Linked DNA regions of Mus musculus: region 2 is linked to region 1. The links are chromatin loops, found by intact Hi-C in ENCODE. Cell type or tissue: left cerebral cortex. All regions are shown on one strand.

Region 1 (8,000 bases):
GAATGACAAATACTACATTTGTTGACTTGATTTTTAAAAGTGACATGACATTAGTGAGGGGCTGTTTTATTTGGGAAAGGAAGGGAACCATCTGGAGGTAGAGGAAGAATAAAAGAAGTAGTGCTGGTGGTCTATCTCTCTCTCTCTTTCTCTGTCTCTCTCTCTGTGTGGCGTGTGTGTGTGTGTGTGTGTGTGTGTGTGTGTGTGTGTGTGTGTGTGTGTGTGAGAGAGAGAGAGAGAGAGAGAGAGAGAGAGAGAGAGAGAGAGAAGAGAGAATATGAGCAAAGAAAATGATGTGCATGCATGAAAATGTCATACATTTGTATGATAGGTATATACGCATTGTGTGTGTATACCACAGGTTTTATCCATTTAGCTGTGAATGGTTATCTCAGCTGACTCTATAACTTGGCTACTGTCATCCAAGGTAAACACAGAAGGAGAAGCACAGGGGCTGGAGAGATGGCTCAGTGGTTAAGAGTACTTGTTGCTCTTGCAGAGGATCTAGGTTTGATTCACAGCCAGTTCAGGAGAGCCAAAGCTCTCTTCTGGCCTCAAAAGGCTCCAGGCACCATGTGGTGCACAGACTTAGAGGCAGGCAGAACAATATTCACTATACACACATACAATGAAATAATAATTTTGAATGATTTTAAGAGATCAGAAGTACAAATTCTTATACCCACCACACAGTAAGAGATCCATGGGTGTGGGAAAGTCCCTGAAGATGACTTGGCAGTTACATACGTGTCACTGCATCTATGCCTGGGTTAGGCATGCCTGTTGGATTTCACTGGGGAGTGACACGCTGTGGCAACTGCTTTCCTGACTGTGATTCAGTGAACACTTGGCTTTGGCACAGAGGTTGCCAGCTGTGAGACCAAGATGAAGTTAGCATGGATGCTATCCCCAAGTCTGCGGGGGGGGGGGGGGGATGGGGGGGAATGTAGGAGAGAGACAATGAGATTGAAACCCAGGAGAAAGAAAGCTGTCTCTGGGGCCTCCAAGGGAAGGAAAGGAGCTCTGAGCTCTACCTAGAGACTGGCCAGAAAACCAGGCAATCAGTTGACAGGCAGTGCTTGGTCCTGTTAACCAGGGCAAAGTGCCTCATACTTTTGGGCAAAGCACCAGGGGGAAGGCAGTTTGGAAGGCAGCTTCTCGTGGGCAGGAACCTTACAGAGGGGTGTCCAACTTCTTCCTACCTTCCTTCCTTCCTTCCTTCCTTCCTTCCTTCCTTCCTTCCTTCCTTCCTTCCTTCCTTCCTTCCTCCCTCCCTCCCTCCCTTCCTACCTTCTTTCTTTCCTTCCTTCCTCTTTTCATCCCTTCTTAATCTCTTTTTTTTCCTACAAATAAATTTGAGTACTTACTGTTTACTGACTTGGCTAAATGTACCGAGCATTGAACATGGGTTGTATCCAGTAGTGGTGATCACAGGTAGTAGGTGATGGGTAGTGGGTGGTGAGTGTTGTTGGTGGGTGGTGGAGTGGGCATAAACATAGGTAGGGACGGGTTGGTTAAAAGGTGGTATTTTCACACACACTCCTTAGTCCTAATGTGTCTCATTATAAACAATCTACTTTCACTGTTTCATAGACGAGGAACCTAAAACTAGAGAGCTGGAATGCTTTGCCTGAGATCTCACTCGAGGTCTAGGTCTGTGGGATCAGAATGCCAGGCTCTGTGGATTCAGGTAGATTCAGGGTTGCACTGAGCTTAGGTGGACCCTGAAGTGCCATTTGCTTCATTATCTGGGTCTAGGGACCAGTTTCCTGCATTGTCCCCTTCATCCCCACTACCCACGATGCCCAGAGAGCATTTCTGAGGGGCGGATGTGGCCTCCCCAGCGGCCTGCTTCCTTCTGGTGTCTGTCTGCAGCAGCAGCAGCCCCTCAGATGTAAAGTTGTTTCTTTTTCCTTTGTTGGTCTTGCTAGGGGAAGCAGATGTGGGTGGAGAATGTAGGTGGCACACCCACCCACGGTCCCCTAAGCCCAGAAGTAGCCCATTGTCCCTGATTACAAGGACCCTGTTCTGAGATGTCTGGGCCACTGAAGCCCTCAGCTCTGCCTCTGCTTACCCCACTTCTGGTCCTTCTGAGAGCTGACTTTCCAGGACCGGGCCTGCTAGATGCCAAGGCACACTGTTCAGAACAGGAAAACAAGGAGGAAGGATTGAACTCAGGATTGACCTCAAGCACTGAGGTCAAATCTCAGCACTGCTGCTGACCAGCTCACAAGTACTTTGACCTCTGAGCTCCTCTGTTAACAGAGGCTGAGGCCTGTGGAGAGAGACATTAGCAGGTAGCAGGTCTTGGTTCAGTGTCAGGCTTTTACCTAAATACATGTTGCTGTCCTCCCCTGCCACCGTTGGACAGAATAGAAGGGGCCTCTTGTGTCTGTGAACACTTGGGGGTGGGGCTGCTTCTTTCCAGGTTCATCTTAGCACAACCACCTCTTTGCTCTGCACCTTGTGTCTCCTCTCTCCATCTGCTTCTGCTGTCCTCTCCGTGACTGATGATCACACATGGCCCTGCCCTTTATGTGAGGGGCAGGAGTGTTCCGGCATCCCTTGCTTGCCTCTGGGAAGAGAAAGAAGGGAGAACCAGAATCAGGGGTGCACTCTGGTTTCCCTCTCTTGCCTTGCCGCTGGCTCCCACAACTATTAACCTACTTCAGTCATCCCCAGGACCCCTGAAGAGTCATAGGGAAAGGTGTTGGAGCAATAAAACTTCTTGGGGAGGTCAGACATGCAGATGAGTTCTTCCCCATGTGACTCAGTTCTAGAGATACTTGCTGTGTGACTATGAGGCACTGGGTACACAGAAGACAGGTGAGCAAGAGTAACAGAGTGTCCATTCCCTCACATCCACCGTGCTGCTGGGACCGTGCTGCCCCAGCCTTCATGCACTCATCGCACCCACAGCTGCCAATGCTGGGCGTGCTCTTTCCCATCTGTATCAATCTGATAGGGGAACTGTAGCTTCATTTGCATTTCTGGGATATTCATGAGGTTGGACTGATCTCCATGGCCCTTGGCTATTTATATTTCTTTCCCTATGCATTTTTTTTAAACAGTGCTCTGTCATTTCTCTGTGGTCTGTCTTGTTCTTATTGATTGGTCACTATGTAGATTCTAGATACAACTCTGCCACTGTCCTGGTACTGATTTCCTTAGCCTGGCTTCTGCCTTTCCCTTCTGCTATTGAATTATTTTATCTTACAGAAATTTCACATTTAAAAAACATTTGGATGCTGCCGTCTCTAGATAGCTTCTGGATTCTTTCCTGGTCCTCCCTCCATCTCCTCTATCACACTATCACACCGATTGGTGGTGGTCTGTTCTCATTCCTCCTCTGTTGAAGTGGGAGAAACTTTAATGCAGGGTCTGTATTTTGTTCTTCTCTCTCTTCAGGGACGAATACAAGGTTACACAGAGAGTTTCTGCTTGAATGAGCTTTAAAAAAATTTTTTTTTCTTCCTGGTAAACACAGGCTTTGTGCCTGAATGAGGGAGTGAATGAAAAAGCCAAGTCCTGCCTTCCCTGCAGAGATGGGGTCTGCCGTGGAGATGTGAGTTAGGCGATGAATCAGAGTTCTCTCCGTGACATTTCCAAAGCCCTGGGCAGAGAAGCCTCCCTCACCCCATTGGGGCCTCCTCCTCTCCAGGCAGGCTCTGTGGGTCTCACTCGGCTCTGCTGCTGATCCAACTCGTGTGTGTGCCTCTGTGTGTGTGTATGTGTGGTGTGTGGTATGTGTGTGTGTATGGTGTGTGTGTGGTGTGTGTCTGTGTGTATGGTGTGTGTGTGTGCCTGTGTGTGTGTGTGGTGTGTGTGTGTATGGTGTGAGTGTGTGTGGTGTGTGTCTGTGTGTATGGTGTGTGTGTGTGCCTGTGTGTGTGTGTGGTGTGTGTCTGTGTGTATGGTGTGTGTGTGTGTGTGTGTCTGTGTGTGTGATGGGTGCTGAATAGAGAGGGAAGGAAGACAGATCTTCTAAATGTATCACACTTGCTGCTGAGAGCGTGGAGTGACTGGAAAGGGGGGTTCAGTAGCACTGGGGCACCCTTGTGAGCTGGGCTTCCTGAGAGCCCTTTATCTGTGGTCACATGATGCTCTTGCCTGCCCACAAGCTTGCTGGTGTCCCTGCTGCTGAAGGCACATCTGTTCTGTTCCCAGGGGCTTGGCTTCACCATTGCCGTTGTTTCCAAAGCGGTGGAGTGTGCCAGTTAGATTGTTAGACCCAAATAATCTGCAATGTGTGAAGAAATAGTAAATATTTACTGTACCTTTTGTAGAACAGGTTATTGCCATGGAAATGCTCTGTACACGGTTCTGGATGCTGCGGGGAACTGGCTGGGGAGCCAGGGGGAGTGTTTGGATCTGATGCTGTCTGCATTGGCAGGTTGAGGAGTGATTAGTGAAACTGGGTGGGCTTGGAACCCTTGCTGTCTAGTCCACCTCGGCTGGGAGTCCTCTTATGCATTGTCTTCCATGTGCAGACCCCAGAGTTGAGCCATCCTGCAGACTTTATTGCATCTAATTGTCTGTCACACCAGGCCTACAAGGTACTGTTATCCTCTATTTTACTGAAGCAAAGAGAGACCGAGCAACCTGTGGGAGGATACACAGCACCAGCTGGCAGAACCCTGTGGCTGGGACTCTCCTGAGGTTGAGCTGTTTCACCCACCATGATTTTACTCAAGAGAAAACCAACCAGCTGCCTGCTGGGGTTTTCTTTATTCTTCAGATTGATTTTAATACTGGCCAACGTTTAGAAACCATAGACAACGTCCAGCCTCCTCTGAATATGCACATGGTCTGGCTCCCTTGAGGGAGGGGTGCCCTTTCCTAGTGGCTGCCCTCATCAGCTGCCTACTTGGCATGGGGATACCACCGTGTATCCCCATGTTTCAGTGAGGAAAAGCACCAGACATCATCTCCAGGGGCTCACTGAATAAACTGATAATTATCTGTTGAGTGTTCCTCATTTGGTTGGAATCACATTTAATTTAGCTATTGTTTTCGTGTGTCCCTTAGAGCTTTTGAAATTCTTTACAATCTTCTGTGGTGTTGGGGAACTTTTAGGTGGGTGAGGGAAGATGATCATGAGAAGGCAGTTACAGCAAGGGGTGTAATATATCACTACTGCATTCATTCATTCACTCAGTCACTCACTCATTCATTCAACACACTCATTGCACATTGGGTGCTAGAGATGCAATACTGTATAGTAAGACAGTCTGTGCTGCAGGGTGTATGGGTGGCGGGAAGTAAAGCAGTAATGGATAAATGCTACAAATTGACTAAGAGAATGTGTCTAAGTCTTGCACATAAGGAATGAATGCAATGCCTGGGAAGACCACTGGGGGCGAGTTTTATGCCGATGGTCTCTGTGCTAGTTGTATATAAAAGGAAACTTGGTTAATCTTACAGAAAGGTCCCCTTTTCAGAAAGGGCAGTTGGTTTCCAGGCTCTATGTACTTCCTGGTCTATTCAATACCCCAGGAGGCATAGTATATCAAAGCCAATGGCTAGTCTTTTATTCTAGGGAATAAGCTTGCTAGCTCCATTGAGAGTTGGGTCCATCTGGGAGGTGACTGGAGGAGTGAAGGAGCTTGGGATCTGGGGATTTTGAGCACCACTGTGGCAGGGGTGCCAAAGCCAGAACACCCCAGCCTAACCCAGCTGCCCTTCTTACTCTGTGGCATTTGAATTGTTTCTTAATTGCTCCATACCTTCGTTTTCTCATCTGTAAGTTGGAAATAAAACACCTCTACCACATAATTATTGTAAATGAGTTGGTACCAGGCATTTAGGAAAGTGCCAGGCACTGGAGGAAGGTAAGCAGGTAGAGACTGTCGGCTACTACATGAGAGTGACGGTTGTTGTATGGTATCTGCCAGCCTTGCTTGGGAATGGATGCTCTCATCAAGTCCAACAGTACCTCCCCTGGGCCATATTTGTGACTTCTAGTCTTTTCTGTCTAGTTATGTCTATCCATTACTCTTGCCAAGGTATTCAATTCATTATTCAATGCCTGTGGGCCTCACTCTGACCCTGTCTCCGACAGGGCTTTCTGGGTTTGGGCATTCAGATTCAAGGGATACAGGTTGTGAGATGCGTTCTCTGGAGAGCTTTACCTCTGATCATGGACTTGATCCTGACACTTAATGGAAGACATGGTGCAGGTTCCCAGTGCTCCACTGTTGGGTAAGACAAATAAGATACAGACTCTGGTAGGTCTGCCTTGGTGCCTGCCTCTGGCTCAGCAGGGCTGGTAAAGGCAAGACCTTGGCAGTATCACCTGATACCTACTCCCCTTGTCACCTCTGCCCTGAATGCCTATGAGTAGGTAGGATCTTCTGGTGGAGAGGGCAGAGTGGATGGGGACTGGGTGAGAGGAGGGCTTGCTTCTGATTGAAGTGAACCACGTTCTGATTCATGGTGGCCCTGGGGTCCATCCTAGCACAGGGCTAAAAGGAATTTCTCTCTCTGTTTGAGCGTTGCCCCTAGACTGTCTTCCTATGCCACAAGCACTCCATTTATGAAGTGGAATCATGGGATATTTTGACTCTCAGTCTATTCACTGCATCACCACTTTTGCATAATTATTTTTATCTCTGAAAAAGCTTATATCAAAAGAGAATTTGATGATGTCTCATTGTGCAATCTAGGATGGAGGCCTCTGACTTGCAGACTATAGAGGCAGCATTTGGGTGTGTTCTCTTGTGCGATTTTGCAAATGTAAGTTTGAGAATGTGTCACTAGGGAACCAAATGAGCCATAGTCTCTGTGTGTATTTTACATCTTTTCCTTTACTTATTGTATCTTGCACCCACCTTGAATTTAAGGATGTATATAACATGTACCAATACTTTATGGATGGGATTTGAATAGTTTGATTGTTTTTCAGTGCATTGGTGAGTGTTCTTGGGGCTCTTTGGTGAGGAGTTCTGTTGAGTGATTGTTAGAAGCAGTGTTCTTAGGGCAAGGGATATGAACATTTCCACCTAGAGGAGATTTTACTAAATTGTTTTTCAAAAAGGTTTGTGCCAATTTATGCACCCACCAACAGTGCATGAAAGTGCCTCTTAGAAATGACTTTTACAAAAATAAAATACCTATTGTTAAGCCATGAAACACATTTCAAGTAATTGGCGAAATTCTTCCAGCTGTGGCATAAGAGGCTAGATCCCCAAAGAGGTCTCAAAGGCCTTGGGAAACACAGGATCTTAATATATGAAAAGGTGACTTTTTAGAGCAGTAGCAGAGGCAGGGTTTATTTAGTAAATGGCGCTGGCATAATTAGCTAGCCACGTGGCAGGACACAGGGTTTGATTTCTAACTCCTGTCTCATATAAAACTAAATTACAGATGGGGTAAATTATAGACAAAGTCAAGATTTAAAAGCCAAGGTAAGAAAAGACATTGGTGGGAATTCATAGGAGCATGTTTCTATAACCTTGAGGGGAGAGAGTGCAGAATCCATAGAGAAAAAATTTTAAACATTTTTGATATTTTTTTAAAAAAATAGAAGTCTCTTTGTCTTTTAAAATGAAAATTATTCAGGAACTGCGTATAGAATTAAGCAGGGTACAATAGTTTCTATATGAAAAAAAGCTGAAGTGAATAAAGAAACGAGGCTTTTAGGACACACAGAGCTTTGGTTCAAGGATTTTAATTTATATTCTGAATGGTGTTGAGCAGACCCCACCTGTGTAACCTCTGGAAGAGTCAAGAAAAGGGAAGGAAATGTTTTCTGTTTCTTTACTTTTCTTATTTTGAGAAAGCTGAGGACCCACCCAAAGCCTCAGGTGTCCCACGAGGGAGGGGTAAAAATACACATTCAAAAGCAGGAGCTTCAGGGCTCTTCTCGGGGCTCCCTGCTGCCCAGGCTTGGCCCCCCTCTACCCTGTCCCAGGCGGGGCACTTCCCCTCCCACCCTCCCTCACATCTGTCTTTCTCTGGCTGTTTCTGGAGATGATTTTAGCAAACTTCTCTCTACTCTC
Region 2 (8,000 bases), 96 kb before region 1:
AGACTTCAAAGACGTGGCCGAGTTAGGCAGAGTGAAGTAATCCTGCCTGTCAGAGTGACCTCCCAGGCTAGGAATCCTTCACCACCAAAGGGTCCTTTTAAGGGGTGTGTATTTGGGCCAGAGATGCACCATCCAGGAAAGGCCAGTGGAGCTCCTGGAAGGCCCTAAAAGTCAAAAAGTGCATCCATCCCGCTGCTATCTGAGCATTCTCTCAGGACTGCCAGCCCTGCTTAAGAAATGAAATGTCTTCAAGGACTCTTGTGTGTGGAGGGAACCTCTTTCTTCCTAATTCCAGCCCTTTCTTGCTCATTGCTCTCCCTTACCTCCCAGTAGGAGGGTCTGCCTCTTTCCCCTGCTTTGCAGGTGGCTGCCATCTGCAGATGGCGCATCCCCCTAGAAAAGCAACTGTGGTTTCCCCTGGGCCTCCTCTCTCTTTGAAAGCGGTGGTTCCAGATGGGGTGCCTCTGGGATCCTGCCTGAGGTTGCCCTTTTTAACATCTGAGGAGGCACAAGAAGGACTCCAAGAGACTCCTTACCTGGGTTCTTGATTCTAGCTCAAGAGCCATGATTTTAACCAGGGGTACCTAATCAAATATCAGAGACTTGGTGGCCTCTCTTATCTCTAGGGTTTGTGCCTACAAGATGGACTGTGGACTGAGGAATGTAGCTCAGGAGAGTGCCTGCTTTGTTCCAGAGAGGCTCTGATGCAAAATGGGAGAGGGGGAAAGATAGGTTTTAAATTGAATCTCTAAAGATGTGGCCTTGTTTAACCCTTAGAATGCCATAAATAGTTTGTGAATTTCTCTCTCCCCTCTGTCTCTGTCTCTGTCTCTGTCTCTGTCTCTGTCTGTCTGTCTGTCTGTCTGTCTGTCTGTCTGTCTGTCTGTCTCTGTCTGTCTGTCTCTCTGTCTTTCTCTCTCTGTCTCTCTCTCTGTCTCTCTCTCTGTCTCTCTCTCTCTCTCTCTCTCTCTCTCTCTCTCTCTCACACACACACACACACACACACAGCATTCAACTTGTTGAATACTGACTCTACTTTCATGCTGAATCGATCATTTGGAACTGAGGTCATCCCTTTACCAATGAGCAGACATTCGAGGCTATGTCTCTGTTCAACACTGGCCTTCTACAATTCTGACCCCCTTTGCCTCTTGAATTTACAGGGTTGTTTTGCCCCTCTCTCTCCCTTTAAGCCAGGTGTGGTTGGGTTTGGTCAGAAGTGGTTCTGCATCTTCTCCTCCCAACACCTCCTCCCCCTCCTACCTTTTCCCTCCCCTTCCTATCCCCCCCTTCCCCGTTCTCACTCAGATTCACTTTGTGCCCAGACTGACCTTGTCCTGGAAGCTTTTCTGTCTTTCTTTGTTAGTCTCCCAGGTGTTGGGAATACAGGTATTCTCAGGGTCGAATTGCCATCCTCCACCCTGTGAACTGGCCTTAAATCTGGAGAGGAAAGCGTGTGGGTGTGGAATAGCCTGAAGTGAGACAGTAGTGCCCATGGATAACTTTGCTTTGCACCATTGCGCTGCATGCAAAATCAAAAGACCCCAGTGCTCAGAGGTGGCTTTGGGACATGCATGGGCCTGGCTGCCCTAAGCTGAAGGCTTTTACTGAGTTCTGGAGTGGGACAGGAAGTTTCCAGCCTCCTCTGCTGAGATCCAGAGCCTCAGTTTTATACAGTACATGGAAGGACTGCCAAGTCCCTGCCGGTGGCAACGAGTCAGGCCAGTGGCACCGTCTGGATGGTTTTCTAGAACTTGTCTCTCTTAAACACAGCACCGAGAGTGGCTCGGTGTGGGGAATGTGGAATCTGTGAGGTTGCCTTTCACTCGCATGAATTGGTTTCTGTTTTTGTCTCTTGTCGAGGTCAGGGGTGATTTTTTAAACCCTGCTTCTGTGGCTCTCCTGTGCCACCTGCTCTCTGTTATTGATGGCTGGGAAAGTCAGCTTTGGAATGTGCGGGGGACTGCACATATGGAGCAGGAGATCCTTTTATTCAAAGCCTAGGATTTTTTTTTTTTTTTGGCACAATGAGAAAAAAATCAGAATGAAAGTTTTCAAGAAGTATGATTAACTTTAGGAATAAGACTTTTTCAGAAGCTGGCAGTGCGTTTGCCTCGTGTGCTCGACTCCCTGGGTTCCTGGGAACAAAAGGAAAGGGGAGGGGTGAAAGGTATTTTCAAAATCATTTCTCTTTTCATTTTTTCACCCCTTAGCTCTCTGAACATCTGGCCCTCTGTTACTGCGTTGATGGGCTACTCCATCTGACTTGGAGTGGGTAGGAGGAAGGAGGGGGTGGGGTAGATTCATGGGCCCTGAGCTGAGCTGCTTAGAGTGGGACACAGCCTAGAAGGCAGGGAGGGAGTTTATCACTGGTACCCAGTGTTGCTTGGAACTAATTCTGGAACCACAGACGAGCTCCTTTTATAGGATTATTTTCAGTACCTGGTGCCTGATATCTTACCTTAAAGTGAATTTACTTAAAGTAGGACCAACATTATAATAGAAAACAAACAGAGTTTATTCTTTTACCTAAGTCAACAGTTCAGAGATCTGGTCCTTCAGTTTTCTATGATGCTGTCCCAGGGAGCAATAGTTATCTCACAGCTCAAGAAGATACTGGATTCTCCAGGCACCAGGCCTCCTTTTAGCCAGCTGGGACAGGAAAGGGACAAAAGAAGTCAAAAGACACATCATTTTCAGTGGCTCTTAGGGATGTTGCCTAGAGAGAATTGGCTATATACTCGGTATATATTGGCTAGAGTAGAACCCAATGAATGTCCACGTCTCGTTCCGAGCAAACCTAGAGGACAGTAGTGTTCAGCTCAGGTAGCACGTTCCCAGCCAACAGCGGAGGGAGGGAAGGATGTTTCCATCTCAAAGGTGGAGGAAGCAGAGATTGGCTAACCCCTCAGGATGGTGTGGGAGGATCCCAAGATTAAGATGCCCTTGTCACTGCCCCAATGCTCCAGTAGCTGTCATGGAAATCGGGGTGCAGGACAGAGCATCCAGGAACCACAGGGAACCACAGATTTTTATAGACTTGGGAAGCTTTCTTAAGAACAGACTTCTGGCTTTTGTACAGCTAAAGGACAAAACTCTCGGTTAACTGCCACTGATTTACCCACCCTCCTCCTTCTCTCTTTGATAATGCCTCAGCTGACAGAGGATCCCTCTTGTGAAATTGCACACAATTTTGGATTAGAAATGGGACCCATTATGCCACAGGACAAACCTTTCTTTCTCCAAGGCACTCTTTTAACAACCCTAGAACCTGCACGCTGTGCTTAAATTCTAATCAACTCACTAATCACTGGGAGGATTTCAACTTTTATCCAAAGAAAGACTTTGCAGTTTGGCAGAGAGGAAACTTTTCTCTTTTTTTGTTAAAGGAAGTCATTTCAGTAGAAATAGAGAAGCATTAAGATGTTCAGATCTAGGTGTTTAAAGCACGTGGTTGGAACCAGACAGACGTGGACTCTGATCCCTCATCTTCTATCTGCTCACGGTGTGACCTTGGGGAGTCCATCCCCACACTGTAACCTTGCTCGCCATCTTGGTGAAAGAGGACACAGTGTCTCCTTTGTAGAGCTCTGGGGTAAAGTAAGTAGCTAAGGAGAAATATCCACCGTGAGAGTAAACAACTCAAAGTAAGATGATCGTCAGGACTTGATTAATGGTGGGAAAGTGTGCCGAAGCAGGGCAGAGCTGACTGGAACTCGGGAAATGACTGTGCCTGTTTCATGTGCTCAGATGGGTGTGTTTCTATGAGACTTAGGGTAATCCAGCCAGTAGATACTTCAGTGTCTGGGCCCAGAGCACACGGTTTCCCTCATGAGAAAGATCTGAACTTGCCTTGGACTCTCAAAAAGCCCGGGGCCACTGTTTTTCTGACTATAAAGAACTAGACTTAAGGATTCTAACAAGAAAGCCCTTTTACCTTCCCTTGGTGAATTCGAAAACATGTCTTTAACTTCTTGTTTGAATTATTTAAAAAAGAGAGAAAACAAACTAAGTGTCACATGAACCTACAGCTGTCGTCTTCCCTCAATAGATACGCTATAGAAGACAAGTTTTAATGTAGTTTATTGTTAACATATACAGATTAGAATATGCAATTAAAACAATAATCAACCATTATATGAATTGGGGCTAGGGGTGGCTCAGTGGAAGTACATGCAAGGTCTTGGGTGCTATCCTCCACCTTGAAAAACAAAAGGACATGGGAAATATTAACTCAAAGGTCATTTCATTTTGCCACACCTGTCTCTGGGTACTTATATTGTTACACTGAGTAGTATGGGTTGAACTTTCTCAGTCAACTGAGAATCAGCAAGGCACACTGCAAAGTGGTAACCATGGCCTGGGTGGCTTTTCCCCTTCCCCTGAAGCTTCGTTACTGAACAGTGGAAGACCTTCCCAAGTAAATACAGAAAATATGACCTTTGGAAATATGGTTGGTGTGATAAACAAGTTCTTGACACTAATACAAAAATATATTATTTCCAATACTAGTGATTCTCCAGGCCCCACCTGGTCCAGATAAGCATGTAGATAGTGCATCAGCATCAGCGTGCAAAGCCACGAGAGTGTGACTGGTCAGAGACAGCTGAGCATTTGATGTGAATTTATATAGGGCTGGAGAGGTGGCTTAGCGACTCAGAGAGTACACTGCTCCTGCAGAGGACCCAGAGTCAGCTCCCATCACCCACAGCAGGTGACCCACAGCAGGTGACTCACTGGTAACTGCATCTCCAAGGGGACACTATGCTTCCAGTCTCTGTAGGTGCCTGCATTCACATGTATGTGCCCTGCCCCATACACATAATTCAAGATAATAAAAAATAATCTTAAAGAGAAAATGACTGACATCCATGTTGATATTGGAGTCTTCCCTTCCTCGGCCTCTCCCTGTTTCTCTTCCTCTCTGTCTCTATTTCCATCCCCACCGCACATGTGCACACACATACAAAAATAGATCTGTATGTCATAAGCTTGAGATTATGCATGGTGCTACTTTTCAGCCATGCAGAGTTCCGTCATCAAGTACCACTTCAAACTCATGTCTGCTCTTCTGATTCTGCAGACCAGTCTGTTCTTGGTAGGCAGCAGGACGAGCTAGAAAGTTCACCTCCTAGGTTGATGCTTTCCAATGCCAGGGCCCTTGCCAGTTTCCAGATTTTTTTTTTTTTTTGTAGTATGAAATTATTGACTTCATTCATTCAGTCTCTCTAGTTGAAGCTGTGTGATATTCCATAGATGGAATGTTAGACCTTTTTTATGGAGACTACAGCATCCCCAGTGTTTATGTATGACATTTGGAAGTGTGATGTCTGCTTGAAAAGCCTGTAGGAAATTTGTCTTTTAACCATACACACCCGTTTACCTACATTCTCACATATCCATTCATGCATGCGTGCATGCATACAGCATCCATCCTATCCTTCTATCCATCCAACCAAGCGTCCTTTAAAAACGTATCCAGTCACTAACTTCTATGTGTGTGGAATAAGTTTAGATGACAGCACCCAACATTGAATGCTACTCTGAACGTCCCTCATGTGGTAGTATAGGAAGGAGAGATATGACTTACAACAAATGATTTTTTTTAACCAATATCTAATTTTACCTTGATGGAAATCTACCAGATGCTATGAGAATGGTTCATGAGAGGCTAACCTATGAAATGTTTCAAGGTAGAGTTGGGGTCATTCTAGCTAAGAATTAAGCAGCCCAAATTCTCACTCTCCATTCTGAGTTGTCAAGGATCCAGAGCTAACAACCTGCATTGTGATGTATGTAAAGATATGCATTATCTCAGAGACATTCTTGGGGGAGCCCCCAGCTTTCTCTTTGTATGGTTACCTATCAGGAGAGACTCCTTAGACAAGGGACCTCAAGATGAAGTCTTAGCGTGACAGCCAGAGTGCTCCAGATCCCCACAGTAACTCAGATAATGAGCTGACTTCCCTTTTTGTCTAGGGGTTACAGTTTGAGGTGGCTGTTCTAAAGCAGAGAAATCAGACAATCTCAGGGGTGGTAGATCAAGTCAGCTGGTAGATGGGAATGTAAATACAAAGAAAGAGTGGGCATAGAGGGATTTGTCAGCTGAAATACAGTTTCAGGGACTTAAGGCTGTGTGCATTGCCGCAGATACTATACGGTACCAGTCCTCTGCCTTTCAGTTTCTTTCTCTTTTGGAAGTGATGTTTTTGAAGTAGTTTCATGGTTAACAGCATTGAAGCACACATGGAGAAAGATGCTGTGTTGGCTCTCTTCCCATCTTTCTGATTTCATTTGGGAGAGTGCTTCACATTGGTGCTAACATGTCTTTCATGACTACACAGATCTGCAGCCCAGTAAATATCCACCGAGCATTCTCAGTGAGAGCGGGAGGGCATTTTCATTTGTTCCTGCAGAGCACCTTGCTTCTTTGATGATTCATTTGTTTTCCGCAGTTACCCACCACTGAGTCAGTCCTGTTCTACCCCTGCCTTTGGTTTACTACTAGCTGCACCTCCTTGGGACCAGGCAAGGGGTGCTTCAGTGATTTTCTTGGAAGTTCTCAGATGTGCTGGAGGAAGTTCAGAGATCCAGATGTCTCAGCCTTCTGCGTTCTGAGTGGTGAGATTACAGGCACTTGCCACCAGTGATTCTGTCTCTCCATGACTCTGTTCCTTATGGGCAGGTAAAATATAATTCTAAGAAGAAAATACCCATCGGGCTGTTTGCCTACTTCTTTCTCCATCCATCCCAGTTATACACTCATGCATTGAGATCCTATCACATATCAGGTGCCGTTCCAGGCACTGGAAGCAGAGTAAGGAACAGAGTACCTGCCTTCATGGAATTAGCATCAAAATAGAAGGACAAGAATATAGAGAGCGTAGAATGAACACATAGTACACAGCTACATTGCAGTAGGGACGTTAAAGAGAAAGAAGACACAGTTCTTGTGAAGGAAGTTTGTCACAAGGCTGGTTAGTTCTGATATGTACTCCAAAGTGCTCTACAAAGGGTGTAAAGACACTCAGGGTGGCCTTGGTATTCCTTGGGGAGAGGTAGAGAGGATTACATAGATGAGGTGACATTTGAGAACAGTTTTACCATAAGAGTAGGAGTTCCTAGAGTGACAAGGGGGTGGGGACAGAAGAGAGTACATGTGGAGCTATGGAGGAGAGAGAACAGGGTGCCTACAGGGAACAGGAAGAAGGCTGTGTGGGAGGAGCTGGTGGGAGATGACGGTCACAGAGTCATGCCCTAATGTTTGGATCTGGTATAGGCAGCCTGGCCACTAGGAAGGGTTTGTTGTCATTGTCTTGAGGTGGTGTGTGTGTGTGTGTGTGTGTGTGTGTGTGTGTGGACGTGGCCAAATGCTTCTAACCAGCATGAGATGCCGTTTGAAACAGTCAGCTGTGACTCAGATCCTGAAGCTGCAGGCTTTGGAGGTCAGCTGAGAATGGAGGACACAGCTCCTGAGGGGTGATAGGGACACAGCAGCTGAGTGCACAGGGACCCCTGTTATGTTTTGAATCCTAAAGAGACATTTGGAATTTCATGTCCACCATATTGTTGACTGTTCTATTTTGGGGGTGGTGGTGGTTACTAGGTTATTTTTGTGGTGCTAACAATAGGGATGCCTCTCTTCATTGCGTCCTTTGGCGCAGAGGACCATGGAAATGATTCTTCCTTTGAAAGGAGTCCTCCCACTCCTCTCTTTCTGTGCTGCTGCCAATCACCCAACAGCACATGCCGATGGAGCACGTGTGGGGCAATGGTGACAGGTATGTGCTTGGGGGACAGAAAAGGTTTTGGTTGAGGGCCGTGGAGCTGCGTAAGGGGGCTTGCTGTGCAAGCATGGGAGACTGAGTTTGAATCCTTGTAACCTAGGAGTTGCACAGGGCAGAGACAAGGATCTCTGCAGCTTGCTGACCACCAGTGTAGCTCCAGGTTCAGTGAGAGACTGTCTCAATGGAATAATGGATGGAACAGGACACTGGGTA

What was found. A loop is a pair of places that touch in the nucleus more often than their neighbours do. Peaks named below come from ENCODE experiments on the same cell type or tissue, not always from the same donor. Only the 100,000 strongest peaks of a DNase experiment are listed, where the experiment ranks them.
Region 2: a loop joins it to region 1, with 2.7 times the contacts of the local background. A loop is called at or near these places in 10 of 42 quality-filtered maps.

The regions. Positions count from the first base shown.
Region 1 is chr7:122,386,240-122,394,239 of GRCm38, forward strand. All of the region lies in intron 2 of Prkcb (protein kinase C, beta), which reads left to right. Among named protein-coding and RNA genes, the nearest start is that of Gm51497, 94 kb to the left of the region's middle. In left cerebral cortex, a CTCF peak has its summit at 5,341; DNase peaks (open chromatin) are centred at 3,449, 4,162, 4,343, 4,573 and 1 more place; H3K27ac peaks cover 3,057 bases.
Region 2 is chr7:122,290,595-122,298,594 of GRCm38, forward strand. All of the region lies in intron 2 of Prkcb (protein kinase C, beta), which reads left to right. It overlaps Gm51497 (a long non-coding RNA gene), which reads right to left and starts at 5,755. Exons shown (of 3, transcript XR_003946872.1): 1 at 5,627-5,755; 2 at 2,530-2,652; 3 at 42-2,138. In left cerebral cortex, a CTCF peak has its summit at 1,690; DNase peaks (open chromatin) are centred at 375, 1,788, 2,273, 4,976 and 4 more places; H3K4me3 peaks cover 1,797 bases; H3K27ac peaks cover 2,787 bases.